Linked DNA regions of Mus musculus: region 1 is linked to region 2. The links are chromatin loops, found by intact Hi-C in ENCODE. Cell type or tissue: heart. All regions are shown on one strand. Links, peaks and the distances in the headings refer to the core of each region. The heading gives the core; the rest is flanking DNA. Region 1 holds the start of Sema5b (sema domain, seven thrombospondin repeats (type 1 and type 1-like), transmembrane domain (TM) and short cytoplasmic domain, (semaphorin) 5B). Region 2 overlaps Slc49a4 (solute carrier family 49 member 4).

Region 1 (15,597 bases), core at 4,536-12,535, 190 kb after region 2:
GCATTAAATGATAAGATCTGCCAGCTTCTCACTCCAGGTATAGGGTTACTGAAGACAGCAAAAGAAGAGGAAGGGGCCTCTAGTTGGGTGCTCTGCATACAGGATCCATCCATCCCTGAATAATTAAGAGCCAACTGTGGCTCTTTTGTTATCCTTGCAGCTGGGATCCTGAAGGGACTTCCAGATAGTCACTACAACTGCAAGGAGGAGGCTTGTGCTGTGCAATATACTATGTTTGTGTTCAACACACACACACACACACACACACACACACACACACACACACACACACCAAGCCTAGCACCCATGCATACTCACTTCCATAGGACTTTTGGCTTAGGCTGAAGTTAAAAGGAGACTGTGCTTGCTTTCTGAGAATGCAGAGACTGGCAGTTATGTGAGTTACTAACGGGGTGGTGGTGGTGGTGGTGGTGGTGGTGGTGGTTAGAACTGGCCTAAAACTAAACCTTCTTCCCCCACTCCCTCCAAAAGAATCCACAACAAGAGTCAATTCATGACCCCTGGAAGGGCAAGAAGACCACTGAAGTCTCTATTTAAAAATTGGTGACTTGAGTGCCAAAGATGGCCTTGAGGGTCACCCTCCGTTTTGTAGGTAGGAATCTGATAGTTTTACAGACATGTCAGAGAGCTCCCTCATTGCTAACTCAACTTCCTCGATACTTGAAACCTATCTCTTCTAATTTGATCCTCTGGGGATGGATAGAACAGATGGTTACTAGCCACCCTCCAAGAACGAACCTTTCCCATCACAAAAAGACGTGAGCCAGCCATGAGGTTGCTGGTTCAAATGCAAAGATAGTCTGATAATATCAGTGGGGCTTCAAATTCAAACAAGTTCTATGTGTGAGTCTGATTAAGTTGTTCTTATTAAAGACAGATTGGTGAGGCAGCTTCATGACAAGACTCAGCACATGTAGCACTGAAGCCTTCCATGCACTCTGGGAAGACCAAATAGGGTCCTCATTACTCTCCAGTTTCAGGCCAGACAGAACTGGGAGAGTAGGACACAGGTCAACTGTTGCGACTCAAGCTCAAGGTCAAATACTGCCAAGCTGTTGCTGGCCCAGGGTCCCTCCTCCGTTCTCCAGGATACCAAGCAACAAAGTGAACAGAAAATTATCATCTCCCCCCCCCTCCCACACACATACACTTTCAAGTCACCAGCCCTAATAACTTCTTATCAATAAGTCCCTTGCTTCTGCTGAGATTAAAGTATGTGTTCTGCAAGGTCTGGCTTATATCTCTGAGCTCAGGAAGGCAAAACCACCAAAGCAGAAGGGAAGGGCATGGCAGGGCCACAGAACACACAGCTCCCTTCTCTCCATTTCCTTTAAGAGCTCTGCTTCCAGTTGGAGTTTCTCTAGCTGCCTCTTTCTAGCACGCAAGCTGGTTGAAGGAAGGTTTCCTCAGACAGAACCCTTGAAGGACATCTGTCAGATGTGGAAACAACACATACAAAGATCGTCAGCTCAGCAGATGTCACCAAACCAAAGCTGAGAGGAGGGAAGCTTGGAAAGGGTAGCCTTATGCCTCCAAAACCCTAGGTGTTGCCCATATAAGCTACAAAAGGAGAGCTCTGCTCCATCGATTCAAGGAAACCGTGTTAGCCAAGACACTTGCTTTGGGATCTCGTCGTACATATAGAACAAAGTTAGTTAAGCATTGTCAGAAAGGTAAGACCATCCTAGTGATGACTGAACTCAAATGCAAAGCTATGAATTTAAAGCAAACTACTACAGAAGTAACTACCGTGCACATATACACCCTGCATGTCCTAGAGAAATGGAGACACTGATGAGGTGACTGGTAAGACAAAGGATATTGTCAGGACCACTAGCATCCAAACTGAAGTATAAATGACCAACCAATACTCCCTTCAGATAGTTGTTGTCTCCAAATACCTGGGTTTGCCTTGAAGGAAGGTTTCCTCAGATAGAACCCTTGGAGGACATCTGCCCGATGTGGAAACGACACATACAAAGATCTTCAGCTCAGCAGATGTCACCAAACCAAAGCTGAGAGGAGGGAGGTTTGGAAAGGGTAGCCTTATGCCTCCAAAACTCTAGGTGTTACCCATATAAGCTACAAAAGGAGAGCCCATGTAGAAGGGAGTTCAGCCACATTTGACAATTGAAAAGTCTGAAGTCACTGGAGGGGACTTGTGGTATCAGCTAAGGAAGTAGAATCCTAGTCCTCTCAGTCCAAAGTCTAAACTCCCAAATCTTTTGGACAAGTTGACATTAGATGTCAGGTCACCTAGACAAATGTACAGGGAAGAAAACACAGACACAGTAAATCCTATCACAAACGTGGAGGCAATGTTGGTAATTGCGTTCCCCTGGAAATGCTGACTCATCCATCCCCAAGGGCGACCAAAGACAAGTCTTCTTTGCTACTGTGTCTACAGCCCCTAGCACAGTGCCTGGCACAGAGGAGGTGGTCAGTAATTAGGAAACACACAAATGCATTGCCTCTGTTGCTCTCTCTCCTCTACCGTGTGCTCAGACAATCACTAAGTCAACCTTTGAGGATCATGAGGCACTTCTGGCTACTGGGACATGATTGGCAGGTTTTAGAATTTAGTCCTGGGGTCCTTTGAGGCAGTATTATGAGATCAGGTGTGCACGTCTGATCAGGAACTCTGATCTTGCATCTTCTATCACCTCAGACCTCAGTGGAATCAATGGCTTGGCTGACTATAGTATCTATTTGAGCCCCTACAATATAGAAGGGCAACCGACACAAAGGATAGGAGCGTTATGGTCAATGATCAGAACAACTAGACCCAATACCATCTTCTTACCAAGTTCAAGTTCACACAATCCACACAGCAACCTTCAGCCCTGTTAAGTTCACTTTTTAAAAAAATATATGTATGTATGTATGTATGCATGTATGTATGTATGTATGTATGTATTTAATGTTCATTGGTGTTTTCCCTGCATGCATATTGGTTGGATCCCCTGGAACTAGGGTTATAGTTGGTTTTGAGTTATGATGTGAGTGCAGGGAATTAAACGTGGGTCTTCTGGAAGAACAGCCATCTCTCCATCTCCCTTAGGATGGCTTTCCTACAAATGACTAGCACCCCTCCCCTGCTTCTTCTGGGGACCCCCTTCCCTCTTTTGGAACCACACATAGGGCTTGAGGCTCTCTAGATATTCCTTAGGACTCCTGAAGAACTAATGTGAACTTCCAGTCTTCCCTCATCCGACTTCTGAAGGTTTGTTTCATATTGTGGGCAGGGGACAGAGAAAGTCATAGATTTTTTTCCCCCTATGTAAGTATAAAACTAGTTTACATCCAATAGGTTCCATTAGGGTAGGGGGCTTGAGTTCTAGCTTCAGCTCCATAACTGGAACCTTGTGTCAGCGGGTGCATGGAGCTCAGAACCCCTGACCTAAGCATAATCATCTCTCAGAAGACTGGTATTTGGCCCTGGGGTGAGCGGAAGCTGAGGTCCATAATGGATGTAGAGCAGGGTTGGGGAATACTCCAGTGGCTCCCCGAGGTACAGAGAAACATAATAGCATCATGCCTGCCCCTCCAGAGCAGATATACTCATGTCTTAGAATCTTAATTTTTTTTTTTTTGAGACAGGGTTTCTCTGTATAGCCCTGGCTGTCCTGGAACTCACTCTGTAGACCAGGCTGGCCTCGAACTCAGAAATCCACCTGCCTCTGCCTCCCAAGTGCTGGGATTAAAGGCGTGTGCCACTACTGCCCGATTTTTTTTTTTTTTTTTAGCCTGTAAATATAGTGAGTCAGATCATTAAAAGCCACAAGTTTGATTTGTTTGGACCATTTCATCTGGATAGTTTGGCTTTCAACATCCAGTTGTCCTTAGACCCATCCATTCTAATTGCCTCCGCGATCATCACATTGTTGCCTGCCTTTCTTTCTGCAGAGTCTAAGTTTGTGATCTCCTCAGCAACAACAGTCTTGGAGCCCTCTACCATCTCTAACCTGGAGAAGAGCTGACTGACGAGGCCAGTCATGGTAATCCATACCTGTAATCCCAACACCCAAGAGGCTGAGGCAGGGGGAGTGTCGAGTCTGAGGTCAGCCTAGGCTATTGTCTCAAAGGGTCAAGGAGAATATGCTGGCGAGACAGCCCAGTGGTTAGAGACACTTGTTGCTCTTGCAGAGGACCTGGATTCACTCTCATGGTGGCTCTCAACCATCCACGGTCCTAGTTCCAAGGGATCCAACAGGCACACACATGGTACACATACACTCATGAAGACAAAGCATTCATATAAATAAAGTAAAACAAATAAATCTAAAAACAAAACAAAACAAAACTCTAAGCCTACATAAACCAAAGAATCGATGGAAGAAAGGACTTTCGAGCCGGGATCCATCCTATCCCAATGTAAAGATGTAATCAATCAGACTGCCTCTCAATCTCCCTGCCTTTTCTAGTCTGACCCTTGTCATTAGGGAACTCTCCCTCTCAGGCCCTTACCCTTCAGGATCCTCTTTGTAAACAGGCAGCTGGTGAGGAAGGACCCCAGTCCTGTTCCATCAAACTCACCAAGCCAATGTTCTCTTAGGAAAGCCTAAGCCCACCGCTTGGGCACCAAGCCTCACTGAGCAGGAATTCTGCCCTGAACCTCAACATTATTTTTATCAGCACCTAATACTGTGTGTTGCACAGCATAGGTGATTTAGAGATGCTTGAGGTTCACGTTGGTGGAGAGGTAGAGATGGGAGGCCTGCCATTCCTTTCTAAACTGGTGGCGATAGCTGGTGATAGGCAGAAAGGACTGACGGAAGGGGACACACACACACACACACACACCTGGTACACATACCTTTCTTGATTTGCCAGAGCCCAGGTGACCTTTACTCCTGGAGGATCCTCTCTAAAGCTCAGAAAGTCGAAGGTTCTTGTTGCTCACAGATCTCTCTCTCTCTCTCTCTCTCTCTCTCTCTCTCTCTCTCTCTCTCTCACACACACACACACACACACACACACACACACACACACACACACACACACCACTGTACTCTGGTTTTAACCCTTCTTTCCCCTGCACTGGGAAGAAGCTAGATTTGAGACAGGGTGTTTTCTTTCCAAGCCTCTTACTCTCACCCTCCCACACACCCTCGTACTGGTGAGGTCCCACTCTAAAGCTCGAATTCTCCTCTGCCCCTTCCTCAAGGTCGTGGGCTCCAGAAAGACAAGAAGCCACTTGTAAATGCCAAGAAAAAAAAACAAGGGGGGGTAAGGAAGACTGGAAAGGGGTGGACTAAAAGATGGGGGTGGGTAGGTAGGGAGGTTGAACAGAGCACCGCAGAATGAGGTCCAAGTCGGTACAGAATGCGGGTAGGCAATGGGAGAGCAGAGACGGGTGGAAGGAGATTGAATTTACAAAAGGGTGGAGAAAAGAGATCGGAGTTAGGGCCAGTGAAGGCAGGATCGTGTAGGTTCTAGACACAGTCAAACTTCCAATACCCCAGTCCTATTTGGCTGACCAAGAGCGCATGGCCCACTAAAGGTGGGCTGACCAGATGCGCTCTGTAGGCTCTTCTCCAATTATCAAAAGCCAGAAGAGGATCGCAGGCCTGGGGGCAAGGTCCCGAGGCCACCGCTCCAGATCCAAACTCAGCGCCTACTCATGTCTGGCGCAACGGGGCGAGACGACTCAGAACCGGGCCCCGGTAAAGCAACCAGAAGGGATGAGATCGGCGCTTCAGGTGGTCGTCTGGTTCTTTAAAGTTTGAGGCCCGCAACGGAGCCCACATCGTTCTGCCGATCCTCTTCACCTTCGCTTTTTCTCCGCGGGTCCTGCTGCTACTTCTGTCTCCGCTCCCGCCGGCTCGGGTCCCCGGATCCCCTTTCCTGTTCGCATCCCTCCTTGTGCCCAAGCGCAACCCCCCCCCCCATCCCTCCCTCCGCGCTGGATCTCCCGCACGACGTGAGCGGAAAGTGAATGGGCAGCCCCAATCACAAAGACAAATTACCATGAGAAAAATAAATCAGGAAATCGCCCCTTTAGTCCCAGGTTCCCGCCGCCGCACCCGCTTCACTGGCTGAGGCAGGAGCAAGGGGCCCCGGGCTGCTCCATCCAGGGCCTTAGAGGACACTGTGGGCTCCGAAGGGCCCAGTTAAGGCTGGAGTAGCCTAGGGGGTGGAGGGGTCTAGGAAGAATCAGGCGAGGGCCGGGTTGGTGGCGGCGGCATGGGGGACGTCCCTGCGCGGGAGATTTCACACTCTGGGCCGGCCACGCGTTCCCACGCGCCTCGCCGCCCGCACTCTTCCTCTGCCAGGTTTCCCCGCCCGCCCTCTGCTGAACCTCTGTCTCGGCCCAGTCTCCGTTCCTTTGCCCCCTCGCTCCCCCAGCCTTTCCCTGGTCAGTCCCCCTACTCCAGGCCCGCGATCTGGGTCTCCGCCGCGGCTGCAGCCTAGACGCGCTGATCGCAGCCCAGTGGAGCCAGAAGCCAGAGCGAGCGGGTGTCAGGAACGCAGCAGCTCCGGTGGCGCCCCAGCCGAGGTAGCCCCAGACAGCCCCGGGACCCGCGCTCCAGCCCCCTGAAGCCTCCCCAACGTGCCTCCAACTTACCAGCGCCCCCGGACTCCCACCCCTCTACCTATCCTAGTTGCTGAAGTTTGCAACTCACAGCCCCAGCTGGCGAGGGAAAAAGCTCCGGAAGCTCCCGGACTCACCTCCCGGCAGCACGCGCAGGTGCCGGGCTCCCCGCGGCCCTGGGCTCAGGGCGGTGCGGACCACAGCGACGAACCCGAGGGCTGGTGGCCGGTCTGGGAATGGGGCGGCCGAACAGCAAGGCTCCGGACTACGGGTTCAGCGCTCCGCCGCAGTCTCCGACTCCTGTCGGGCCCGGCTGCGCTCCGGCTGCTCCAACAGCCGCTGGATGCGCGGCCGACCGGCGGGGCTCGGCGGAGCTGGGCTCCAGCACCAACCCCCGCGCTCCAACTAGCTCCAGACCCCGCGCGCCGGAGCGAGCCGGGAGGAGGAGAGTGAGGGAGCAGGCGGTGGGGTGGGGGGGAGGCGTGGGGGAGGAGTTGGAAGCCAGAGGAGAGAAGGAGGGGAGCGGGGGAGAAAAGGAGGAGGGGGATGGAGAGGACCTGCGACTGCTGGCGCTTCACCCGCCAGCCCGGAGGAGAGCGGGAGAGCGCGAGGGGGCGCCCTGCATCCCGATTTCGCCCCCTAGCAGAACTCCGGCCCCTAGCTTGCGAGCTATGGGGATGGGTGGACAGAAGCTGCCTCTGTCCTAGGTCTCTAGCCTTTGCCATCTTTTGCTAGGTTTTACCTTACCGTTCTCTGCCATCCCCATCTCAAACCGACCCCAACTTGGAGCCTGAGAAAGCTCTCCCCCCAACACACACCCTGGGGTCCCCAATACCCCAGCCCCTTTAGCTGTGTAGAAACATTTTTCTGCCTGTGGATTTGAAATATGAATGAGAAAAGGACCGCGTACTAAACCCGGGAGATTGTAATCAACTCCAGCAACAGCGAGATGCTAAGCTGCTGGGCTGGACCGAAAAGCCAGAGCTGACCGGTTGCTAGTTAACCTCACAAGCTACAAGATCTTGGGTGAATCTCTCTAAGTCTCAGTTTCCTCGGCTGTAAATTGACGTTAGTGATGTGCACCCTACCGAACCTCGTATGAAGAACCAGCAGGGGATCCAGGGAGTGAAATGGCTTCAGGAACACTGGGAGGGTATCCAAAGAATGTTCAATCCTAGAGGAACGGAGTAATGTCCGCAGCAGAGGGACCCTTAGCGCAGCCACACCAAGCTAGGTGGGATTGTTTCCAAGTTAAGTGATCTAGTGTCGACAGAGAAAGTCGAGGAGCGCAAGCTTCAAATCCTAGATGCTAGGGCTACAAGCACGGATGGAAAGGGAGCCCTCTGCTGAACAGAAGAGGTACTTTAATTATAAAATAAGGTGAGCTAAGGAAGTGAAAAAGTGGGAAAGACAAAGGACCTGAACAATCAAAACAAGAGAAGTGTGCTTCTAAGAGAAAACCAGAGAAAACCGCCAAATAATGCTTTAGGGGAATAAAAACGCTAAGAGTCTCTCTGGAATGCTTTGGAGAATTAGAACCGATTCCAGGTGAAGCACTTCGTGTTACAAAATGAAACCTCGGAAAAATGCAGAAGGATGGAGATAGTGATGGAGGCGGTAGGAGTCCCAGGATGCAGGCAGTAGGAATCCCGGGATGCTTCCCTCCAGTACCTCCAGGGTAGTGGAACAGAAAGGGTGTGCTCTAAGGAAGCCCTTTATGAGGTGCTGTGAAAAGGGAAACAGTACCAGACCTCAGAGAGATAGTCTTTCTAGGGCAACAGAAAAATGCTGAAGCTCGTAATGTGCTGCATAAAGAAGAACTCACAAAGATAAAACCTATTCTGGACCCAAAGAGAGATGCAAAGATGGGGATGGGGAGAAAGCGTCGTCTGAGCACAGACACATCTAAGCCGGGGGTCAGCTCTGAAGAAGCAGTATGCGCTACACAGACCAAGAGATCTGGAGAGTAGAAGCCAGTTTCTAGAATCTCTGGACCTCTTCCATGCTATACACACTGGCCCAACCCTCCCCCACACTCCCAATCCCTAGAGGATTGTTTTTACCATGGCAAAGATACAAAGATGTGGAATATAAAACATCTTTTTTAAAGATTTCTTTTCATTCTATATGTTGGCTTGTGTGTCTGTGTGAGTGTATGCCATGTGTGTTCTGGTGCCCGTGGAGACAAGAAGAAGACATTGGATCCCCTGGATCTGCAGTTGTGAGTCCCCTGGTGTGGATGCCGGGAATCATACTGAGGTCCTCTGCAAGAACAGCAAGAGAACTGCTGAGCCATCTCTCCAAGCCCTAGAAGCACCGTTTGATTAAACCAAAACCATAATGTTCCATAAGCTGCACGAAGTGAGGGGAGGCTGTTTGGCTGGCTGGGAAAATAGGCAAATGCCTTCTGGATGATTCTGCGGGCCACCACTGTCTCTTGGAAAGCCTCCGTCCTTCACACCGTCTTCCCACCGCCTTTCCCACACCCCTTCCTGGCTTCCCCTCTCCTTATGAATGAGCCGGGGAGGGAGGTTGGCGCAGGAAGAGAAAAGGCGACACCCTTGTCTGGGGGAAACAGAAAAGGTGATCATCATCTTTAGGAGGAGCCAAGAAGGAGACACTCAGAGACACAGGCTGAGGAGCAAGCCTGCTCGCAACCCTGAGCTAATTAATCCTAATTGCATCCTACTGTGTTGTATTGATTACCAGTGATTACTCAAGGACTCTCAATACCAGAGAGCTCCAGAGGCTGGACACTAAGAAAGGGGACAGTTTCTTCCTGAGCCTGGCTCACCACCTGCTCCAGGCATACCCTGGTGCTTGGCCAACTTAGCCGGGAGAGAATCTTAGAATTATTGTACTTGGGACAAAATCCGAAGCGCTGGTTCCAGCAGCAGCAGCAGCTCCTGCCACTTTCTTAGACCTTTGCAATAACCTCTGCAATAATTACTCCTAGGAAGAGCCATCCTCCACCTATCTGAACACTGTTAATTAAGCTGAATGTAAATACAGTAATTAATACCAAATTATCGCAAACAAACAAGCCAAAGAGCAGTGAACGTAGCGGGTGACCAGAGTTCTTAGCATTCACCCTTGATGTAGAAATTCCCGAATTATCTAGAGCTGAGGTTCCAAGAGATTAAGAAGTATACATTTTCAGGTTCAAGGGTGGCAAAGCTGAGAGGACAAGGCTGTTCCCTTTCTCCCTTCCGAGTGACTCCCTCTGAAAACCGGTATAGTATAGCTTTTCCCAAGAGAGGCAGTGTGTGTGTGTGTGTGTGTGTGTGTGTGTGTGTGTGTGTGTGTGTGCAAATGCCTGTGCCTAGCCTCAGCACAAGCACAAATCTTGTCTAACAGCAAAAGGCAAACAACAGCCAGTTGTATACTGATAGGAGAAAGAAAATTGAAAACAAAAAAAGAAGCCATCACTTATAATGTCCAAATTGTTTCGCGGTCCCAGAATTGCCTGCTCGTTGTGTTGTGGGATGACAAGGAAGCAAATGCCCATCTCAGAAGTCACTGTCACTTTGTGAACCAAAAGCACACTCAGGTCAGAGGAACTGAAGTGTCACTAAATGACAGCCTGGCTATTGTCCTCAACTACCATGAGGGATCTTCCTTCCTTCCTTCCTTCCCTCTAAATGTGTCACTCACTATGTGAGGTGGAGAGGTCACAGGAAGACCCTCACAGGCAGTCAGTGAAGGGGGTAAACCCCAGTAAGCTCAAGAGAAACCCCAGGACAAGCGCCCCACGGGCACTTGGAGGGCCGATGCCCAGCTCTACCAGACAAGCTCAGGACTTCTTTCCTGAAAAGGGCTATTCTAACCGGGAATGAAAGATGGGGCAGGAATTTGCCAGACAGAAGTGGGAGGAAGCAAAGTATTCCAGGCAGAGGAAATAGCATGTGTAAAAAGCACAAGGCGATATAATTAGATTTATGTTTGAAGAATTACTTGGCCCTGGTTAGGAGATTCCGAGAGAGCCCAAGCAGGAACCGTGAGCAGGTGTGCTGTGTGGTGGAAACAGCGTCACACTGGCAGTTCAAGCCTCAGGTCCAGGATGGCTAGGCTCCTGAGGAACTGCATGACCTGGAACAAGCTTTTCATATCCTCCTAGACCTCAGCAGTGTCTGGTGGATAAAATGAGAGAGTGTCAATAATGGGTTTCTCAGGCCCACAGAATCCCATGATGCTCTCCCTCCATTTACCCATACTTCTTTCAGTCTTGCTCTATTTTATGCTCCGGGTCAGAGTCATACTGTTTGTTCTTGCAGTGTGCACAACACTTGACAGTCTATGAAGGTATCTTCCGCCTGCTATTTCCTTAACCTCCGCATGGGTGTGGAGGGGACAGGCGCACTGGAGCCCTCAGCTGCTCTTTCTCATCAGCATCTGTAAATGCCATCTCTGTGCTGCTGACACTCAAGCTGTGTTGAGTCTGCAGCTCTAACCTCACTCTGGAAACCAGATACATATAACTAACTGCTGGGTCTCCTGCTACTGCAGTGGTTCTCAACCTGTGGACCTCGACCCCCTGGGAGCCCTAGATCAGATCTTTACGTTAGGATTCATAACAGATAACAGTAGCAAAATTACAGCTATAAAGTAGCGGCAAAGATGATGCTTCGGTTGGGGGTCATCACAACATGAGGAACTGTATTAAAGGGTCGTAGCAATAGAAAGGCTGAGAGCCATTGCATTACAGGAATGAATACCTTGTGAGCTCCCCACACTTACCCTGAGCGATACCTAGGATCAAATGAGTGCCTCCCTTAAACTCCACTGTTGTATATAAAAACTCCATTTCCCTAGGGTTGGGAATGTGGGTCAGTGGTAGAGCACTTGGCCATCATGTGCAGAGCCCTGGGTCGATCCCACCACAAGTACCCAATCAACCAGTACCCCCTGCCCCCAACCCCACCACTCTCATAATTCCCCTAAGCCACAGTCACTCCACACCCAACATGGAAACCATTGGTAAACCCTGCTGTGTCTTCCTTTTCAGACTCTCATCTTGGTCTTTCCCACCTCCTCTGCCAGTTCCCCAGTTCCAGCCATTCTCCTGTCCCTGGATGTTTACTCTACCTGTTTCCATCCTTCTGCCTTGGGCTACTTTCCAGACAAAAGTCCTTCTAAGTCAGATCCTGTAATTCATCTGCTGGAAACCCTCCTGTTGAGCCCGTATCCTTCTAGATAAATGGCCATATTCTTACCAGACCCAGGTATATGAGGCTCCTTCCCACATCATGTACATCACACCTTCCCTCCCCAGATTCTTTTCAGCCACACCCCTCTGTGCTGTCCCTCAAAGCCCCAAGGCTCTTTCACCAAGGAGAGATGTGTTTGATGTTTCCATCTGGAGAGCTCTCCATCTGCCAGATGTCTACATGGGTCAATTCCTCGCTTCAGTTTCTGCCATTGACTATCGCCACCTGACATTTCATCTGAATGTACGTGCCGTGAAAGTAGAACCCACCCGATCAATACTGCAGCCTCAACCCACAGGAAAGGACTTGGCAAAGGCAGCAGGCGACAATACTTTAGCGCATGCAAATATTAACTGTTCCCATTTTGCAAGTAGGAAAACTGAGGCCCAGTAATGCGACCGGTTCTTTCAGAGCTGAGGCTTGAATATCAACTCATCCCCATTAGTTGATTTATTCTTAGATAGTAGCAGTGTTGCTACCTTAAGTGGGTTGCAATAGAAGATACATTGCAGTATAAATAGTGTTGGTTTCAGCCTTGCCCTTGGGTGTCATTTCTCTCCTCAGGCTCCTCTCTCCCTTCTCTTCCACTGTTCTGACATAGAATATGGATTTGGGCTGTGTCTAAGCCAGAGGCAAGGGAAGGGTGTGAAGATCAGGAGACAAGCTAAGAGCATGGCTGACTTAGGGCCCTTGCTAGACTTCCTGGCACCCAGGATACAAGCAGAAGAAGCACTCAACTGCAGGCCAGGGGCCGGGGTCCCTCATAGGATATTTGGGCCCAGAGAATACTTTCAATGAGAGACTGGTATCTGTGATGATTTCCTGGGACCAGGTTGAAGAGGCCTGGACAGAGGTCTCAGACAGAATGAGAACAGGGTGGATGTTGCTGGGCAAGGTTCAATAGGACAGTTGTTGCTGGGCGGGGCTAGACAGGGCAGGTATTGCTGGACAGGGTTAGGACAGGATGGGTGCTACTGGAGAGCATCCAGAGAGGCACATCTCACCAAGAGCATCCAAGATTGTCATTAAGAAAGTTTGTGCACCTTGTACTTAGAGGTCATAAACAGAAAACAGCAGGGTTCAAGAAAGAGCCTTCTGCCAGGTTTGGTGGACTACACCCACCCCCTCCAATGTGGTTAAGAGGCCCAGAGAAGCTCCATTCTCAGAACCATTGTCTCTGCTGTTCCATGGTTCCAATTTCTCAGGCTGAGGAAGCAACAGGCAATGGTCCATGATAATGCTGGCAGGCTGAGGAAGCAAGAGGCAGACAATGGTCCATGGTAATGCTGTGACCTCGGCCCCAACCTGTGGAGAAGCTTTTCGTGGCAGTGTTATTGACTGGGTACACCCGAAGATGAGAGAAGATGTTGCTGGATCATGGGTGGCAGGAAAAACAGAAGCTTTGAATGCTATGGAGAGGAGATGGGCTTCTCCAACACCCCAGGCTGCAGGAATCCTCTGATAGTGTGGGACAGGTGACAGTGGCAGACTAGAGGAACTGGAACAGTTACAAGGCAGGTGTGACAGCCTCAGGAGCTGGCCAGCACCTTGCAGAGGTCCTAGACATCCAAAGGAAGATGGAGAAGAAGAGAAAAGAATATGAGACTCAGTATGGTACTTATAAGGGAAGAGTGTGGGAGCCAAGTGAGACATAAGAAAAAGACTGGCTGGGTTGGGAGAGTTTGCGCCTCTCCAGCAGTTTGCCTGTTGCCAGCTCTGCCCTCGGTCTGGGAAGTGGGAGGGGGAGGATGTAAGAGAGAATGGCATCTTGATAATGATGCATGTAGCTCTTATTTCTGATATAAGTAAGAAGCCTCAATTTTGGCAGGGGAAGAGGGAGGGAGGCTTTTTTTCCTTTTGATCAAATAAGAATTTTTGCCACCCTCGTATTGGCTCAGCTCTATGCTGGGGAGGACACAGCCAGCAGTTAAGGGATGATCATCTTACTGGGGATGGGAGTGCATCCAAGCAGGTGAATGCCTGAGTAGCTGTCCCAGACAAGAAACTGAGGATAAGGTCATTGGAAAGGGAGACCTCGGGGTTCCATAGGGAAGCTCCCTGGTGGGTGTGCAGTCACCTTCGACCTCCAAAAGGTGCAGGGAGAAAGAAGATATTGGTGGAGTTCCTTGAGAAAAGAGAAGAGTCAGTACCCATAATCAACTTAGACCTGTCCATTAGGCTTTCGATAAAGCTTTCTAGGAAAGGGCATTTAAACACTTAAATCAACATGAGAAAGAGGAATAGCTTAGTGACAGAAAGCAGGGCAATATCAAGTTTAGTGTTTTCCAGAAGGTATGCTACTAAAACCCCATTATTAAGAGTCCATGCAAGGATGAATGAGTGTGTGGCATTTGGGAAACTGAGGCAGGAAGATTGTGAGTTTATGCTCCATAGAAAGGCCAAGGCCAATCTGAGCTTGGAAACAAAAACAAATACACACAACATAATATAGACACACGGAGGAGTAACATCCATCCTTAACAACGAAGGCCATCCTCATTGATGCTACATCATGAGTGATCTTTTAAGGGATGAGAGTAAGTGCAAGAAACCAGACACATCAGGGCAAGTGCTGCATTGCTGCATCTATGTGGTACCCTACTCACAGATGAAGAAGGCAGAGGCTGAGGAGACGGCAAGCACTTACCACACGAAAGCGTGAGGCTCAGAATTCAGATCCCCAGAATCCACGTAAGTGCTTGGTGGGCTGTGGCTGCTCTCCTCTGTTAGAAAACAAAGATTAATCTTGCGTGGCACAAAGGAACTCATGATCAAAGGGAAGATAGATCAGCAGGGCATTGACTGCAAAAATGACAGACCTTCTAAGGGGAAGGTGATGTGAGTCCTTGCTGCGCTAAATCCCTTTGATAGGAAAGACAACATGAGGGTAATCGTAGCCTCTGAAGGTGGACACTGGGATCCTCAAGAATACCTGGCTGTTGAGAGTAGCCATCTCAGTCAGCTCTGGGTCTGACCAAGATCCTTCATTTATGAGCAGATAGAAAAGCTATCAAGGATAATTTCCAACACAGGACTTCACATGCACCCATATACTTACATCTATCCACATACAAGCAAATATAACATGCCTGTGTTGCGGGTGGGGGAGGGAAAAATGAGGAGTTATTGTTAAGCCGATGTAGAATTTCATTTGGAACGATGAAAGAGACTCAGACACGGAGGTGATGACAGCTATGTATTGTGTATATGTCCAAAGCCACATGAAACTGTGTACTAACATGAGCCAGGCATGGTGACACAGTGCTGTGAACCTAGCTCTTAGGAGGCTGTGGCAGTAGAGACACATGTTCAAGGCCAACTGTGGCACTGTGCTCTGAGCTGCTCACCCTTGCCACACACAGAGAGAGAGATTTTGTAGCAAACAAATTCTCTTATAACCAAACACTAAAACTGGGGTGATGACTCTAGAACTTAAGAAAAGTAGGAAATTAGTATAAATAGAATGATACAACTCATATACTAAAAGATTACTTTTTTAAAAAACAAGATTTCACTATGTTGTCCAGGTGAGCCTCCAATTCCAGGTCCTCCTACCCCCCCCCCCCCCCGTGTCCCACCTCAGCTAATCCTGTGGATCAGAGACTCAGAGATGGATGCAGCCCTTTATAAGTGTGCAGAGGAGAAAGGGCTCACGTTTTCCAAAGCTTCCTGGTGAGTCTCACCCAGAGCTAGGGTTGAGTGCTCACAGCATCAAGGCTGAAAGCATCAGCCTCCTCTGGTCTCCATCCAGGCACTGCGATTGGCTGGCTGCGTGCTGATCAAGCTGTTTAGTCTCTGCTTCCCAATTTCCTCTCCTTCAAACGTTGGCACTCA
Region 2 (15,597 bases), core at 3,410-11,409:
CCCCACCTGTGCATAAACCGCACATGCACCACAAAGTGCCTCCTACCACAAACACATATCCTCCTACCACATGCAACACACACACACACACGTATCCTCCTACCACATGTAACACACACATATATCCTCCTACCACATGCAACACACACACACACACACACACGTATCCTCCTACCACATTCACTACACACATGTATCCATCTCTCCACACACAATGAAAAATCCCAATTTACCAAGAGAAAGAGCAACAGTACCAAAAAGAAACTCGTTGTTGTAACTTTAATTTTTTCACACCGTATTGTTAATGATAGCTCTTAAACACTTCAACCTCCTGGTTAGCCCACCACCCACCAGAGATAGTGAAAAAGAAAGGATATGGGGGGGTGGAAGTGGACCTGCTTAGAAAAGTTCTTTGGAGCAACTCCCGTCTGTGTTGTCTGGAAATGAGCAGGTTAGCAGGCAGCGGCAGCTTGATTCACTTGAAAACACATCACAGTTCACCAGCAATCCAGTTTGGTAGAGTTGGGTCAGCAACCGTGGCAACAACACCTAGCAAAGACAGCCTGGCCTCAGCCTTGGCTTGAGTCAGTAGGAGGGACCAACAGGAACAGCAGGAGAAGTTCTCAGCTGTGCCTCAGGGAAGTGAAGAGCAGCGAAGGCTGGAGACTCAACAGCATTGCACAGCTACTGTACCAGCAAGCAAGCTGTCTATCATTTCATTGAGTCCTATTTATACTCTCCAAATATCACGTGTCCTCCACGTGCTTTGGCTCAGCAGGTTCATCCAATCTGCCCGAGTCCTTTGAAACGGCAACAAACTGCAGCACACTCCCAGATGTTTTTTAAATATGTTCCTGTCTGTGGGGTCTTGACAAATGCAGCTCAACTACACACTGTAAGGTGGACCAATACGTGCCTGTCGTTAGCGAAGAATCCTTCATCACGTGTCCTTTCAAGTGCTTGCGTAGGCCTAAGAGCATCCTCTCTCCTGTGCCTGCTTCAGTGAAACTTTCCTACCTCCACAAGTCTGCCTTAGCCTTTCACACCTCTGTTCACTTAAACAAAATGTTCTTTCACATGCTTGCCCCAGCAAAACACCATCCAAACAACTTTCCAAAGAGCCCTCAAGTTTCTACCGCACAATGTAAAGCAAAGACTTTTGACTGACGAGGGAGGTGGGCACAGTAGTGTCCGTGTGATCCAAACCTGCGACCATTCCGTCATCCCTGGAGGAGCACACAGTATGGATGGAATAAAATGCTGCCTGTGCCGTGGCTGTGGGGTGGTATACCCTGTGGGTCCGCCCCGGCTGTAACGAGGCTGTGTGTTGACAGGAGGGAAGATAGCAGCATAGGCAAGGGCTTTATGTAAAACTCTGCCTGCTTATAAAATACAGCCGACGGTTGACAAATGGGATTTCATGTAACTAAAAGACATGAGTAAGTGAAGAGACAGCCTACGGAATGAGACATGACTGAGGGTTCATGTAGGAATTCCTAAACCAAATGCCAACAAACAAACGACTCAGTCAGTTAATGAGCCAATGAAATGAGCAGACAGTTCTCAAACAGTGAAATACAAATAGCTAGTAAATGTGAAAAAAAAAGCGTTCGCTATCATTGGCATCAGAGAAATGCAGATTTAAAACTTGATCAATATTCCATCTCACCTTAGTCAGAATAGAAGTGACATCCAGTCCTGCCCTAGACACAAACAGAGGGGACCCCACACACGGATGTAAGTGAGGACATTCCACACTGCTGGTGGAGTAAGAACTAGTCCAACCACTTTGGGAATCGATATGGAAGTTTTACAGTTAGCAGAGCAGAAGGGGCCCAGAGGCTGAGCTTTCTTGTGTGTAACTCAGTGGGCTTTTCACGATGTCCCTGTCCTTTCTATAAATTGGTATTTTAGAAGCTACTATTAACAATCCTTTAAGGCCAAGGCTTTCTGTTCCCTCCAGTGTCTGCTGCAGCTGCCTTGAACATTGACATAATTGGCCAAAATTGTTTAAATATTGGAAAGTACACTAAGTTTTCATTTAAAAATAGAAGCTCTAACCGAGTGTCCAAACTGGGGACTTCCTAAGGTCTCTTCTTGCCTGACTTCCTCTTTCCTGGAGTTACTTCAGAACCTCTCTTGGGCTGTGAAGAAGGCAGACTGTTTCTAGACTAACCACTTTCAGTATCAGTGAGTTTATGCTGGATGGCAGAAGGCTGGGAGCTGAGAGCAAGTTACTAAAGTCTAAGAGAAGTAATTTTTTTAATTCTAAATTATTTCATATTTAAAAATAGAATTTGAGGCTAGGTAGTGGTGGCACATACCTTTGATCTCAGCACATGGACAGCAGTGAGTGGCAGGCTGATCTCAAGACCAGCCTGATCTAACAGAACAAGTTCCAGGACAGCCAGGGGTACCCCAGAGAAACCCTGTCTCAAAAAACAAAACAAAATAAAAAAACAAACAAACAAAAAAAAGAATTTAAGTAAAGAGCACTAGCTTACCCCAAGGAAGTTTGTGCTGTTTTTAAAAGTCAGTCAGTCTCTGGCTTCGACAGTGCAGGTCATACCCTGGGGGCTGGTAAAGTCAACGAGCTGTGCTCAGGAGGAAAATGTCCCAGGTGCTGTGCACCTTCACTCTCCCGGTCTGGGTGCACTGTAACAGCCACTGACTTTATTGTCCTTATTTGTAAATAGAGACCCTTCAGGGTGAGGCCTGTATGTGAACAGAGGGGCCCGTGGGTATTGGCGCCACTTGGCATTCTGATTTCTAGTCTTCTGATTTCCATCTTAGCCATTAGTTATGTGACTGAGACTCCACGCAGTGCTTTCTAGAGAAAGGGAAGGTATAAAATTATAAATGGTACTTTTCAATGTGTTATTAACTTCTTTAGGGAGTAGGTCTGAAGTTTTAGTTACAAAACTTTACATGATTACACATGTTATTGTGAGTGGGAGTCACTTGGGAATCGTAGGTGTTTGTTCCACGACGCCGGAAAGCATAAGGATAGGAAACCAGGGTACTGTGCAACTGAGATGTCGAGTGCTCAGAAGACGCAGAACTGAGCCAGGGGCATTTCTTTGAGAATCGAAAGACTATTGAATAGAATGAGGATTGCAGCTGTGCATGGGTGCCATCCATGTGGCCCTCAGGGCTTGTTTTCTGCGCAGGGCATTGGGGGCCACAGATGCCCAGAACAGTTAAGGACTCAACAGACCTCTTATGTGCACAGGCCCTGGGAGTGCACAGTTCTGTCCCTGCATCCCAGGCTGTGGGTGTGGGAGGGGCCACAGTGTCTTACTCTCCCTGCTGCTCACTATGGAAACCCAGGGGAGGGATAAACAGGGCTCGCAGAAGCCAAGTGAGAAGGAGAAGAGCAGCTGGGAGGAAAGGAGCGAAAGCAGTTGAGCTGAGGTTGGGGACACAGAACTCTCTGGAAGCCCTGTGAGAAAGCGCAACAGAGCCGCAGCAGACAGACCTGCACAGGCCTAGTGAACAGACTCCCACATTACACACCTTGAGTTACCTAAGACCACTCCTTGGCCATAAACTAGCACAGCTTAGCTTCTGTCCTGCCCTCAGCCACCATACTGTGACAGTGATGTCCTGGTGACCTTTGCACCCTCAACATCTTCTGTAACAGCATTAATGGTGAGCGTGGTGGAGACAGTATGTGTGTCACAGCAGGGCCACAGAGGTGGGGGTAGGCCATTGTCTCCTTTTGCTCTGGGGTTCCCAAGGATCAGACTCTGGCCCTCAGGCTCGGCAGGGAGCACCTCAACCTGCTGAGCCGTCTGGTTGGCTCTCACTTTGCTTTTTTCCATTGCTAAATTAAAATTTCAAAAAAAGGTCACAAATGGAATTGATCTCATGTATGCGTTTGAATGACTTGAGAGTTCTAAACAGTTTAGTTGCATACTGATTATGCTTACACAGGTCTATAGTGAAAAAGACATCGTGTGATAGCATTGCTGTGGGCATCTTGGGATCTGCTGGCTTTGGGGGAACTATTTGGTCACATAAACCTTTGGAATTCACTTCTTTCACTCAGAAAATTATTTCTCTTACACAAGAGATCTTTTTTTTTTTTTTCATTTTTGAACCTGGCAGTATCAATGGCATTTGGAGATATTTTCCCTTCAAGTAACCTATGTAACATCCATGGAGAGACAAGTAGGCCTGCCTTGCACAGTTCACTTCTTATTCACTTAGCTTCTGCCTGGGCCCCTGCCTCCAGCCTCATTATTCCTTCTTTCTGCTTTCGGGAAATAAGATGCGAGAGAGAGAGAGAGAGAGAGAGAGAGAGAGAGAGAGAGAGAGAGAGAGAGAGAGAGAGAGAGAGAGAGAGATATGCATGATGCTTAAGAAGCACAGGTAGGGAACAGACACCTGGCTCTCTTTCTTGCCTAGACTTCTGGCTTTTTCCTTCAGGATTGCGCATGGCTATGTGTGAGTGTGTGTTGAGTCGGAGGGCGAAGGGGAAAGGGTTTGGTCAGAGAGGTAAGCATGCTAGGTATCAGATTAGGAAAATGGACAGGAGCGCGGTGGAATGGAAGCAAGTGTGACCTCCACTGACCTTGTACCTGAAGCCGGAAGCAGAGCGCTAGGACTGGGGGCCTCAGTGTGGGGCCCTGGTCCAGTCCCTGCACACTCCAGAAAGAGGTCTTGTGAGCCAGAGGTTCCAGGAGCTCAGCCAGCCTTGCACATGCTCAGGAGATACACAGTCTTAACTTACCTTCTTGTTCTATAGAAGCAGTGGAGTCTCGATGTCCAGGGCCATTCAGACATCTGGTCACAGTGCTCACCTGAGCAGATAGTGATACAGGGAAATCAGGGTTCTTAGTCTCAACGATAAAAGATTTTAAGTACAGACTGAAATGGAGCCGTGAATTAGCGTGTAAAGCCTGGAACCGGCTAGCCATAACACCTTGGCGGCTGCTTGGAGGGGAGGAGGGAAAGCGTGGCCTCTCTTGCTGGCACAGTGGTCACACACAGGGTGGACAAGAGCTACACCATGGGAGGGATGCTTTAGAAAAGAGTAAGGGAGCCCAGATTGTTGGGGGAAGCGTGCTTAGAAAAGAGATGAAAAGAAGGAAAGAAGAAAGTCACCCTACCTTTTTGAATAATTCAGAGAAGCAGGCAGACTTACCACTGTACATGGTGCAGCCTTGTGAGCTAATGTGTGGGGTGGGGGCCAAAATTCGGGGGGGGGGGCAGGTGAAAGTACAGCATCTCATTAAAGAACCAGCGATCCTCACTGTCTCTTTTGCATGGCCTAGGGTGCATTCCTGTCCCTGGGCTGGTCCCCAGCCAAAGTGACTGAACCAGCCCAGAGACTTTCTGTCTGACATTAGAAGTGTCTTAATTATTGTTTTGTGTATATAATCCTATTATCTGACATGCAACAGGTATGAGATACTGAGCTCAGCTGTATTGTTTTCTAGCACCTGTTAATGAGCTGCAGAGTACTAGGAAAAAACAATGTGTTTTGAATCTAATTTTCAATTTCCTTTGTTAGCACCCTGGCAAGTTTCTTCTGAGCCGAGGCTCACATATTTCAGCAAACTGAAACAAGAATAGGACAAATGAACCAAGTTCTATGGCTATGAGGAGGCACCATGACTGTGGCAACATTTACAGAGGAAAGCTTTTGATTATTATGAGCTGGCTTTACAGTTTCAGAGGTTTAGTCCATTGTCATCATGGTGGGAGACATGGCAGTATGTATACAGACATGATGCTGGAGAGGAGCTGAGAATTCTACATCCAGATCTACAGGCAGCAGGCAGAGAGAGACACTGGGCCTGGCTTGAGCATTTCAAACCCCAAAGCTCACCCCTATGATACATTTCTTTCAGCAAGGCCACACCTCCTAATAGTGCCACTCCCTGGTAACTAATGCATTCAAATCTATGAGCCATGGTCGCCATTGGTATTCAGACCACCACACCAAAGTTATAGCGAGTTCTTAGTTTGGTATTGGCACAGTGAGTAAATGGTGAACTGAGTGTCCTTGGTCTCCCTCCAGAGAAAGCGTGTCATTTAGAAAGTCGGTCAGCTCACCTTTTCAGAATGTCAAATTCTTTATGTGTATGCATATATATCTTGTTGTAGTTAAACTGCTGTTTGGTTAATATCCTTTTCATTTAGAAAATGCTTGCTTCAAATGTCTCACAGACTTCCAACGTTTCCAATTCCAGGCTAATCCATGGGGGACAGATACTGAACGGACTGGCAGGTCCGACTGTCATGAATGCGGCGCCATTCCTCTCTACGACGTGGTTCTCTGCTGACGAGCGAGCCACTGCCACAGCAATCGCATCAATGCTGAGTTACCTCGGTGGAGCGTGTGCGTTTCTCGTCGGGCCCCTGGTTGTTCCAGCTCCCAACGGGACGGCACCCCTTCTCGCTGCGGAGAGTAGCAGGGCTCATATTAAAGACCGAATCGAGACCGTGTTGTATGCAGGTGCTTTGAAGATTTTTTTTTCTTCTTCTTGTATTCTTTGGTTTCTATTCCAGTCTCTGCTCTCTAGTTCTGCTGTGCCAGATCACATCACCAGAGACCCCTGAGGACTGACAGATACTCGCACTCGAATGCACTTTCATTATATCTTATGGATATGCCTGTTTGAAACAACCCTTCCTAGGACAGCACTAAATGTAATATGTATACTTGCTACATGGAAAAGTCTTGGTTAATTTTACATTTTAACTCCACTTGCAATAAAGTACTCTGTAGCATATATTCTTGGGATTTCTCTAGACATGGTGTCTAAATGTCATGCTTAACTAAACATTTGTCAAGCATCAGTTGGTAGTGTTCAGCCTGCTTTCTCCCATTATTGGTCACATTCTTGCACCTTATTCACCCCAATCACCTGTAGTTTATTCTTCATTGTTCTCCATATGTTAGTCTATTAATCATACTGACCTTTCTAAATTCCAGTGCCTAGGCAGAGACAAGTATACATGGGGAGTCTTAATATTTAGCAAGTGAGTTAAAGCAAAATTCAGCATAATCTAATCCCTCATCTTTATCACCTTAGTTTCTTGCATCTACTCCCTTGTTACTTTGTTTTTGTTTTTGTTTTGTTTTGAGACAGGGTTTCTCTGTGTAGCTTGGCTGACCTGGATCTCACTCTGTAGACCAGGCTGGCTTTGAACTCAGATATCCGCCTGCCCCTGCCTCCTGAGTGCTGGGATTAAAGGCGTGCGCCACCACGCCCGGCAAGTCCCTTGTTATTTTGAGTCAAGCCCTACACTCGCATTTCAGGGTTTGGTGTGGACGGAGTAAAACTGAAATCAGGGAGAAAGGAGAACATTTTCATTTACATTACACGTTTACACTCTCAGTCTCTTCGTTTCTTAGTTTTAGTTGCTTCCTTATCTCGTTTAACTTTCCTGTGCAGTGTGAGTTCAATCAGAAGTCGTCTCCATCAGACAAAACCCTATCCTTTCTGGTCCCTTCCCACATTCCTTCTTTCTGAAGAGTCCTCTGAGGCTGCTTTAGAATCTCTCCTACAGGGTTTGGATGGGCTTTCCCGTGGAGTAACTGTTCATCTCTCAACCTTTGGCGATCTGGCACAAACCAGGCACCTCTGTGCATCTTTGTTCATAGCGCGCCTCCTACTGGTGGCCTGAGGAATTTAAGGGCACACACGCCCAGCCTCTGCTCTGGGCTGGTGGAGGCATCAAATTTTGCTTGTCTTTGTTGAGCTAGGTATTTAAAAAATAAGTATTGACCCTTGTGTCATAAGTAGCACTTCACCTTCATTTTTCTTTCAGAATTTGGAGTTGTCTGCCTAATATTCTCTGCCACGCTAGCTTATTTTCCGCCCCGGCCTCCTCTTCCTCCCAGTGTCGCTGCTGCGAGCCAGCGGCTGAGTTACCGGCGGAGCTTTTGTAGGTTACTAAGGTGAGTGAGTAGACTCAGGGGCATTGTGTGGCAGTGGCCATAGCTGTGGCTGCATTCTCTCTGTGGGGGGGTGTGGGGGTGGGGGTTATCTGTCACGGGGGTGGCACACGCATGGAGGTCAGAGGACAATAAAGACAGTTCTCTCCTCCACCTTTACCTGGGTTCCAGGGATCAAACTCAGGCTGTCCGCCTTGCTGGCTGGGAGGTGCTTTCAGCTCTCCCACCCCTGATTCTTAATGTTCAAGGATAATTCAAACTGTTTATTTTTCAGCATTAATCAAATTGTAAGTACTCCATGCCAATATTAATTAAAATACTAATTATTTAATTCTCTAACAAATATATGTTGAAAACTCACACTATAACAAGATGGCATTAATTTTTGCTCTATCCATATTCCATGTAGATTAATACTTAAAATGTTTTCTGGTTTTTTGAAACAGGGTGGTTTCTCTGTATAGCCCTGGCTGTCCTGGAACTCACTCTGTAGACCAGGCTGGCCTCGAACTCAAAAATCCACCTGCCTCTGCCTCCCAAGTGCTGGGATTAAAGGCGTGCGCCACCACACCCGGCTTGGCTTGAATTCTTATATCTGTCAGTCTCCTTGTTCTTCAGCTGGCTCTCACTGGAAACTTACTTCCAGGTCAGGTCTGTAGATGTCGCACTCTGTGGTTAGACAGGACTCTGTCCTTTGTGTTCCTTGTGACTTTTTAGTCAAACCTTTGCACTGAGGTGGGCTTCCCTTTAGCTTTAGGTTTAATTGGTTGGTTGGTGGCTATTTTGGGTGGCTATTTTTGATTTGGTTCTTATACCTGCACTTCCCTTCCAATCCTTATTCCATCCTAATCTCTTCTAACCCCCAACAGCTAGGTAGGAGAGAAAGGTTAGAGGGGAAAGGTCATAGATCTCTCCAGGCTTCTTCCTGCTGATTAGGGTCATTGGGTTCCTTGGAGCCGGTCCAATCTTTGTAGTCAGGATATCTCCATCTTCTCGTCAAACCCCAACAGCAGCAACCAGGAGCAGCGAGGGGAGCAGCAGCCTTGCCGGAGGCCCTCCCAGCCCTCTCGGGGCCCCATTTATACCTCTCCAGAGTCCCCAGAAGTAAACTGTGTGCAGCTGACAAAGGTCATGCCCCTCCTAGAGCACAAGGCAGTCATGGGTAGTGGCTGTGGACAAACTGAAACAGCCTCATCTCCCACACCAGGGATTCAGGCCAAATGCAAGGTGAGCCCCCAGTCTAGGTCCTGGTCCAAGGAACTATTAAAGGAACTCATGAGGCAGCAGGCAGCATGCAAACACTTGGGGCTAGAGAGATGGATCAGTGGCTGCTTTTCCAGAGGACCCAGGTTCAATTCCCCTCAACCCACATAGCATAACTGGGGTTTTAAAGAAACCAAAATTGTCACTGCATTTGGTTGTCAGTGGCCCTGAGGATTGAGGCAGGGCCTGTGCTCACTACGCCAGTACTCTGGCACTGAGCCACAGCCCTAGGTCTCTCTTTTGTCTTTGTTTTACGTGATTTCGCTGGTGAGGGTAGTCCTTGATATGTGGAGAGCTCTCTTTTTCTTCTCAAGTTGTCTCCCCACTGCTCAGTAAACAAATGGCCCTCAGGGTTAGCCAGTCACTTTTTATCCCCCTATCCATTGTGTACCTGGACTGCTTCCAGTTCATTGCTGCCAAGACACAACCGCGGTGATGCCCTCACATGCCATGCATAGATGTGAGTCTTTTTGGAGAATGTGCCTGCTGGTGCATTGTTAGGCCATAAGGTTCTCTACACCCAACTTGCCTGGCATCACCAGGTTGATCTCAAAGATGCCCAGCGGACGTCACATTATCAACAGTTTGTAATTATCTGATTTTGCCACTGTAACAGCTGTGAGCTATGTTTCATTTAATTTATATTAGCTCATAATTAATATGTTCAGACTCTCATCCTATGATTTGTGGCTTATTAGACTTCATCTACTTAAGTTGCTCTCCACAGTTTTGCCCAATTTTTAATGGTAGTTCTTAAATGGTGTGCATATTTTAAGTATAAATCTCTCTTCGATCTAAACACTTTCAAGTATCTACTCCCGGTCTCCTGTCTGCCTAATCATTTTGCACAGTTTTTAAAGTTATTGCTTGTTGGTTTTGTCTTTCACATGTGCATTTTTATCCTACCTTAGTAAATGTCTTTGGCAGCCGGTGTAGGAGGACGTTTTTCCTCAGATGGCGAGCAGCATCTGGAAGCATCCCTGGCACGTGGCTGGCAGTGCCATTGTACTGTTTGTAGGATTTCTCTGTCTCCGTCTCCGTGGTCATCTTTGTTGTGAGCCAGTGCTACACTGTCACTGCCTTGGCCGAGCAGTTAGTCTTGCTATCTCAGGACAAGGGTTTCCGCACCAAGCTTTTTAAAGGGTGACTTAGCTTTTTAAGGAATTTTATTTTTCATATTTCTTAAGTTTCTAGAAAAAAAATACAAGTAAGAGTTTAGTTGTGACTACACTGAATTTACATGTAGGCTGAGAGTGTAAAGACTGTGCATCTATTTAGATTGTTTCTGTTCTTGTAGTTAGGTTTAAGATTCTCGCCCCTCCCCCCTCTTCCTTATTCTCTCCCTTCCTCCCTGTCTCTCTCTCTTTCATATTAGTCCCTGGCCTTCCTGGTTTATTCCTAGATGCTATATGGGTTTTCTTTTGTTTAGTTTTGATTTTTTTTTTTTAAGATGAGGTCTTGATCTGTAACCCAGGCTGTTCTGGAACTCATGGCCCCAAACTCAAAGTAACTGTCCTGCCTCAGCCTCCTAAGTGCAATATAACAACTTACTAGTATAGCACAGCAAACCCTGGGGATTTAAGAGCTATAAGTGAAAGGATACTTATGCAATCTCTTGTTTTGCTGGGGCTTTGTAACTTTCATAATATATATTGGTCATAATCTTTCCCTTCCTCCAGTTCATCTCAGGCTCTTACCTATGTCCCTCCCCACCCAGCTTCGTATTCTCTCTTAAGAAAGCCAAACACAAAACAAAACAAAAGAACCGTGGGGTCCGTTTTGTGTTAGCCAACTATTTCTGAGCGTGGGGCCTGCCCTGGAGTGTGATTGATATTACCCTGTGATTCCACTAAAGAAAACTGATTTTCCTGCTCCCGGCAGATATATACAAAGAGCTTCTTGGGTAGGGGTGAGACTTTGTGTCCACTCTCCTCTCGATGCTGGATTTTGTGTGTATTGAACCCAGGCAGGTCTTGCTCATGCTGCCATGGTCTCTGAGTTTGTATGTGCCTCTGTCCTGGTTCCCTGATTCTACCAACTCTGGCTCTTACAATCTTCCCATCTACTGACCTTGAGGGCAGGGCTGTGATAAAATCATCCCATTTAGGGCTGGGTGCCACAGAATTCATTCTTATAAGAAAATAAAATGTTAGAGAATTTCAAGTTTATCAACAAATGGACACACACTCCTTATTCTGTGTTCTGGTTTCAAAATGACTTAAGTATTTCATAAATAGTTTAAATTCTACATTTTAAATTTGTAATAATCTTTTCTTTTGCAGCAATTTGAGGTTTTTGATGATTGCTTTAGCATACGCAATACCACTTGGTGTGTTTGCTGGCTGGTCTGGAGTTCTGGACTTAATTTTAACACCAGTGCATGTCAGTCAAGTAAGTATTTGTACCTGTATATGTTGTTGGTATTTTAGCTCATTTAATTTATAAATAATGGTGATAAGTTTTGATTTTAGCTTCAAAGATTAGGTAAAGTGTTGCCTAACTAAACAAGATTCCTCTGGGACAGTTGAAAACTTGATTTTTAACATCAGTGTTGAGTTTCGAATTTCTTTGGCTGCTGTTAATACTGATAGACAAAAGAGAAAAAGCCTTAGTTTGGGTAACTTTATCCTTCATCCTTGTTTCATACTTGATAAATTACAAACTCATCACCTGATATATTGCTATTCTAAGTACTTTCTTGTCTCCGAACTAGGATGCCTCCTTTTTATAAAACATAACCATGGGCCAGCAGGATGGCTCCGTGGGTAAACCCTGATGATCTGAGTTTGATACTCATAACCCACGCAGGAGGAGAGATCTGAGTCTCCACACACTGTTCTCCAGCCTGCACTTACGAGTGCGTACACACAAGCACACACACATGCACACACGCATACACACACACACACACACACAAGCACACACGCATACACACACACACACACACACACACACACACACACACACACACACACATATACAAACTCGGAAGAATTACCCATGAGATTAAACCTTTTCACCATGCTCGATGCCTGTACTGCATTCTCTTTGCTGGTAGGAAAGGCAGATAGAGACCCAGCATACCACTGTGCCACCATTGCTCTGAGTGAACAGTCTGGCCATCTGCTTTTAATGAGCCCTTGGGTTGTCTCCCACTCTTTGCTGTCACAGTGGGGCTGTGTGACCATTCTCATGCACTGTCCTTTTGCTTGTGTGTTTTGGAATGGAACTGCTGCTTTTTCCGTATGCCTCCTTTGACAGGCAGTGTAAGTCCCGTCTGAGGCAGCTGTATCCCTTACAGTCCTGTCAGCGGCAGCTGGTGCTTCTCCTGCTGCCCGTCAATAGAACACGTGGCTATACAGCAGTGTTTGAAGCCTTCTCATAGATGTGCTAATGACTGAGCCTTGTGTGCATTCACAGGGACATCTGGACTTTCTTTTTCAACTGTTAGCGGATATTTGAATGTCCTATTTTGTGACTGCCTGTTCAAGTCTCTTGCCCACCCTTCTTGCAGAAAAATAGAAAAGAGGAATGAGGAGGAGGCTTGCTAGTAGCCCTAAATAGGGTCATTCCTTCCTGCTCCTGAAGGCTGAAAAATGGCCTGCATACCTAGAGCTCCAAGTGGCTTAGTTGGTAGCCTGCCACAGAGTTGAAAGTAGAGCAAAGACAACAGAGGTGGAATTGTGGTATGGAGCCAGGATCACAGCACCCCAAAACCTCTTCAGGGCCTCACACAGGCTAGGCACGGGCTCTACTACTGTCATGAAATCTCAGCCCCCTTGAAACAGGGCCTCACTAAGTTGCCCAGTTCTGGCTTTGAATTCAGTCATAATGCAAGTAGGCTTTTAGCTTACAATCCTCCTGCCTCAGCCTCCCTATATCTGGCCTTACAGACCTATGCTGTCAAGCCAGGTTTCGTGAATATTAAGTGCAGAATGAAAAATCATCCCTTCTGTAGACAAAGGTTTACTCTGTATGAACCACCGTTAGCAAAGCTTGCAGCAAGCCCTGAAGACCACAGGCTACTGTGACAGTGAGCCCTCCCAAACACAGGTCCAAGTCTTTTTTCCTCTCTACCATAAGCACACACAGGTCGTCCTCCACAGTGCAGTGTCACCAAGCATAGAGGACAACTAAAGAGTGCACTTTCTATGTTTACCACCCATCAAAGTAGAATATAACAGTCCTATTAGACATGCAAAAACCTTGGAAATTATGCTCCATGTTTTAAACAAGAAAAGAGTAATCAACAGAATCCAATTTTTCAATAGTCTAGGTGTTAGATTTAGCAAAGACTATATTGCAGAAGATAGAGGGAAAAAACCCTCGCTTGCTCCTAGTTCGTGAGTGTACATCCTTGTATCCTCTAGGGAAGCAGCACAGTAGCCATGCGGAACATACAGCTGTTTGATATGATGTTTAAGTCAGTTGTTGTTGTTGCTTTGCTTTGGTTTTTTTGAGACAGGGTTTCTCTGTGTAGCCCTGGCTGTCCTGGAACTTGCTCTGTAGACCAGGCTGGCCTCGAACTCAGATACCCGCCTGCCTCTGCCTCCCAAGTGCTGAGACTAAAGGCGTGTGACACCACTGCCCGGCCAAAGATTGAATCATTGAAACGAAGTGAAGGTACATCTCTGCTTCCTTACCTTTTGTCCCTGGACTAACCTGTCAGTGGACTGACCTGTCAGTGGACTGACCTGTCAGTGGACTGACCTGTCAGTGGACTGACCTGTCAGTGGACTGACCTGTCAGTGGACTGATCTGTCAGTGGACTGACCTGTCAGTGGACTGATCTCTCAGTGGACTGACCTGTCAGAGGACTGACCTGTCAGTGGACTGACCTGTCAGTGGACTGATCTGTCAGTGGACTGACCTGTCTGTGGACTGACCTGTCAGTGGACTGACCTGTCAGTGGAATGACCTGTCAGTGGACTAATCTGTCAGTGGACTGATCTGTCAGTGGACTAACCTGTCAGTGGACTGACCTGTCAGTGGACTGATCTGTCAGTGGACTAACCTGTCAGTGGACTGACCTGTCAGTGGACTGACCTGTCAGTGGACTAACCTGTCAGTGAACTGATCTGTCAGTTGGACTTGTGGTTCTCCCGCTTCTTCCTCCCCTGGGCTAGAAGTGCACTTGGCTTTGCCCTGCTGGGGATCAACCCAGGCCGTGTAGGTCACCGCTCTCCCAACCGAGCCACAGCCTTAGCACTGGTATCAAGGTTATGCTGGTATTGATGCAATTTGAGACATATTCTATCTTTTCTTTTATTCTAAGAGTTCATATAAGATTATGAGTTCGAGTTTGAGGTCCAGGCGTGGTGGTATATCCTCTAACCCTAGCACTCGGGAGGCAAAGGCAGGTGGATCTCTCTGAGTTCCAGGACAGCCAGAACTACATAGAGAAACCCCATTTCAAAAAAGAAAAAGAGATTTTAAAAAAAATATGGGTTTGATCTTCTGTTCTTCTCTAAATATTTGGTAGACCTTACTGTTTAAGCCATTTGCTTTTCTGTGAAAAAAAATTGTTTTAACTATTGAATCTGTTTCTTTAAAAGTTACAAAATTAGGGCTAGAGAGATATCTGAGCAGTTAAGAGCACTTGCTGATCTTCCAGAGGACTCAGGTTCAGTTCCCAGCTCCTACATGGCAGCCCCAAACCATCTATAATTCTAGTTTCAGGGTTCTTCCAGCTCCCTTGGCACTGCATACATATGGTGCATATGCATGATAGCAAACACACGGACACACTAAGTAAAAATAGATTTCTTAAAGCAGTCCTACATTAACATTTCAGTGGACAACTTTTTAAAGATTTATTTTATGTATATGAGTACACTGTAGCTGTCTTCAGACACACCAGAAGAGGGCATCAGATCCCATTACAGATGGTTTTGAGCCATCAGGTAGTTGCTGCAGTTTGAACTCAGGACCTCTGGAAGAGCAGCCAATGTCCCGTGTTCAGTGTCCTGGCAAAGTGTATGTCATGGTCATCTACTCTCTGGTGATTTTATTGGCCCTCCAGGACCAGTTACTCAGGATATTAGTTGCCCTGAATATCAGTGTCTTCTCACATAGCTTTTCCTTGAGTAATTCCACTAGCTTTTTATTGAATGTTTCTTTTCTGAACATCCTGTTGATTTATTCTTTCCTCTTCATGTTCTTCTGTTCTCACCTATAAGAAGGAGTTACTTTGCTTCTTTTCCTAATTTTTAAACGTAAATGCCTCTGAGTGTCTTTGATTTTTCAACTTAAATATATCCATTTTAAGGCAATTTCTTTTTTTAAAAAGTATGGATTGCCCATCCCATCTCATACGTTTAATTAAGTAGTACTCTTATTATTATTGCATTTGAATCTATGCCCATACCTCTCTGAATGTGTTTAAGCTCATCATTATTACTTAATTTAAAATATTTCCATAA

The links. A loop is a pair of places that touch in the nucleus more often than their neighbours do. Peaks named below come from ENCODE experiments on the same cell type or tissue, not always from the same donor. Only the 100,000 strongest peaks of a DNase experiment are listed, where the experiment ranks them.
Region 1: a loop joins it to region 2, with 3 times the contacts of the local background. A loop is called at or near these places in 2 of 42 quality-filtered maps.

What each region holds. Positions count from the first base shown.
Region 1 is chr16:35,532,699-35,548,295 of GRCm38, reverse strand. It overlaps Sema5b (sema domain, seven thrombospondin repeats (type 1 and type 1-like), transmembrane domain (TM) and short cytoplasmic domain, (semaphorin) 5B), which reads right to left and starts at 6,934. Exons shown (of 22, transcript NM_013661.2): 1 at 6,694-6,934. In heart, for the core only: CTCF peaks have their summits at 7,169 and 7,892 (motif pointing left); no DNase peak of the experiment used is centred there; H3K4me3 peaks cover 2,974 bases; H3K27ac peaks cover 1,420 bases; H3K27me3 peaks cover 7,101 bases.
Region 2 is chr16:35,726,255-35,741,851 of GRCm38, reverse strand. It overlaps Slc49a4 (solute carrier family 49 member 4), which reads left to right. Exons shown (of 9, transcript NM_153550.4): 3 at 6,201-6,466; 4 at 7,786-7,915; 5 at 11,458-11,566. Among named protein-coding and RNA genes, the nearest start is that of Gm25967, 12 kb to the right of the region's middle. In heart, for the core only: a CTCF peak has its summit at 7,635 (motif pointing left); DNase peaks (open chromatin) are centred at 7,601 and 9,571; H3K27ac peaks cover 192 bases; H3K27me3 peaks cover 384 bases.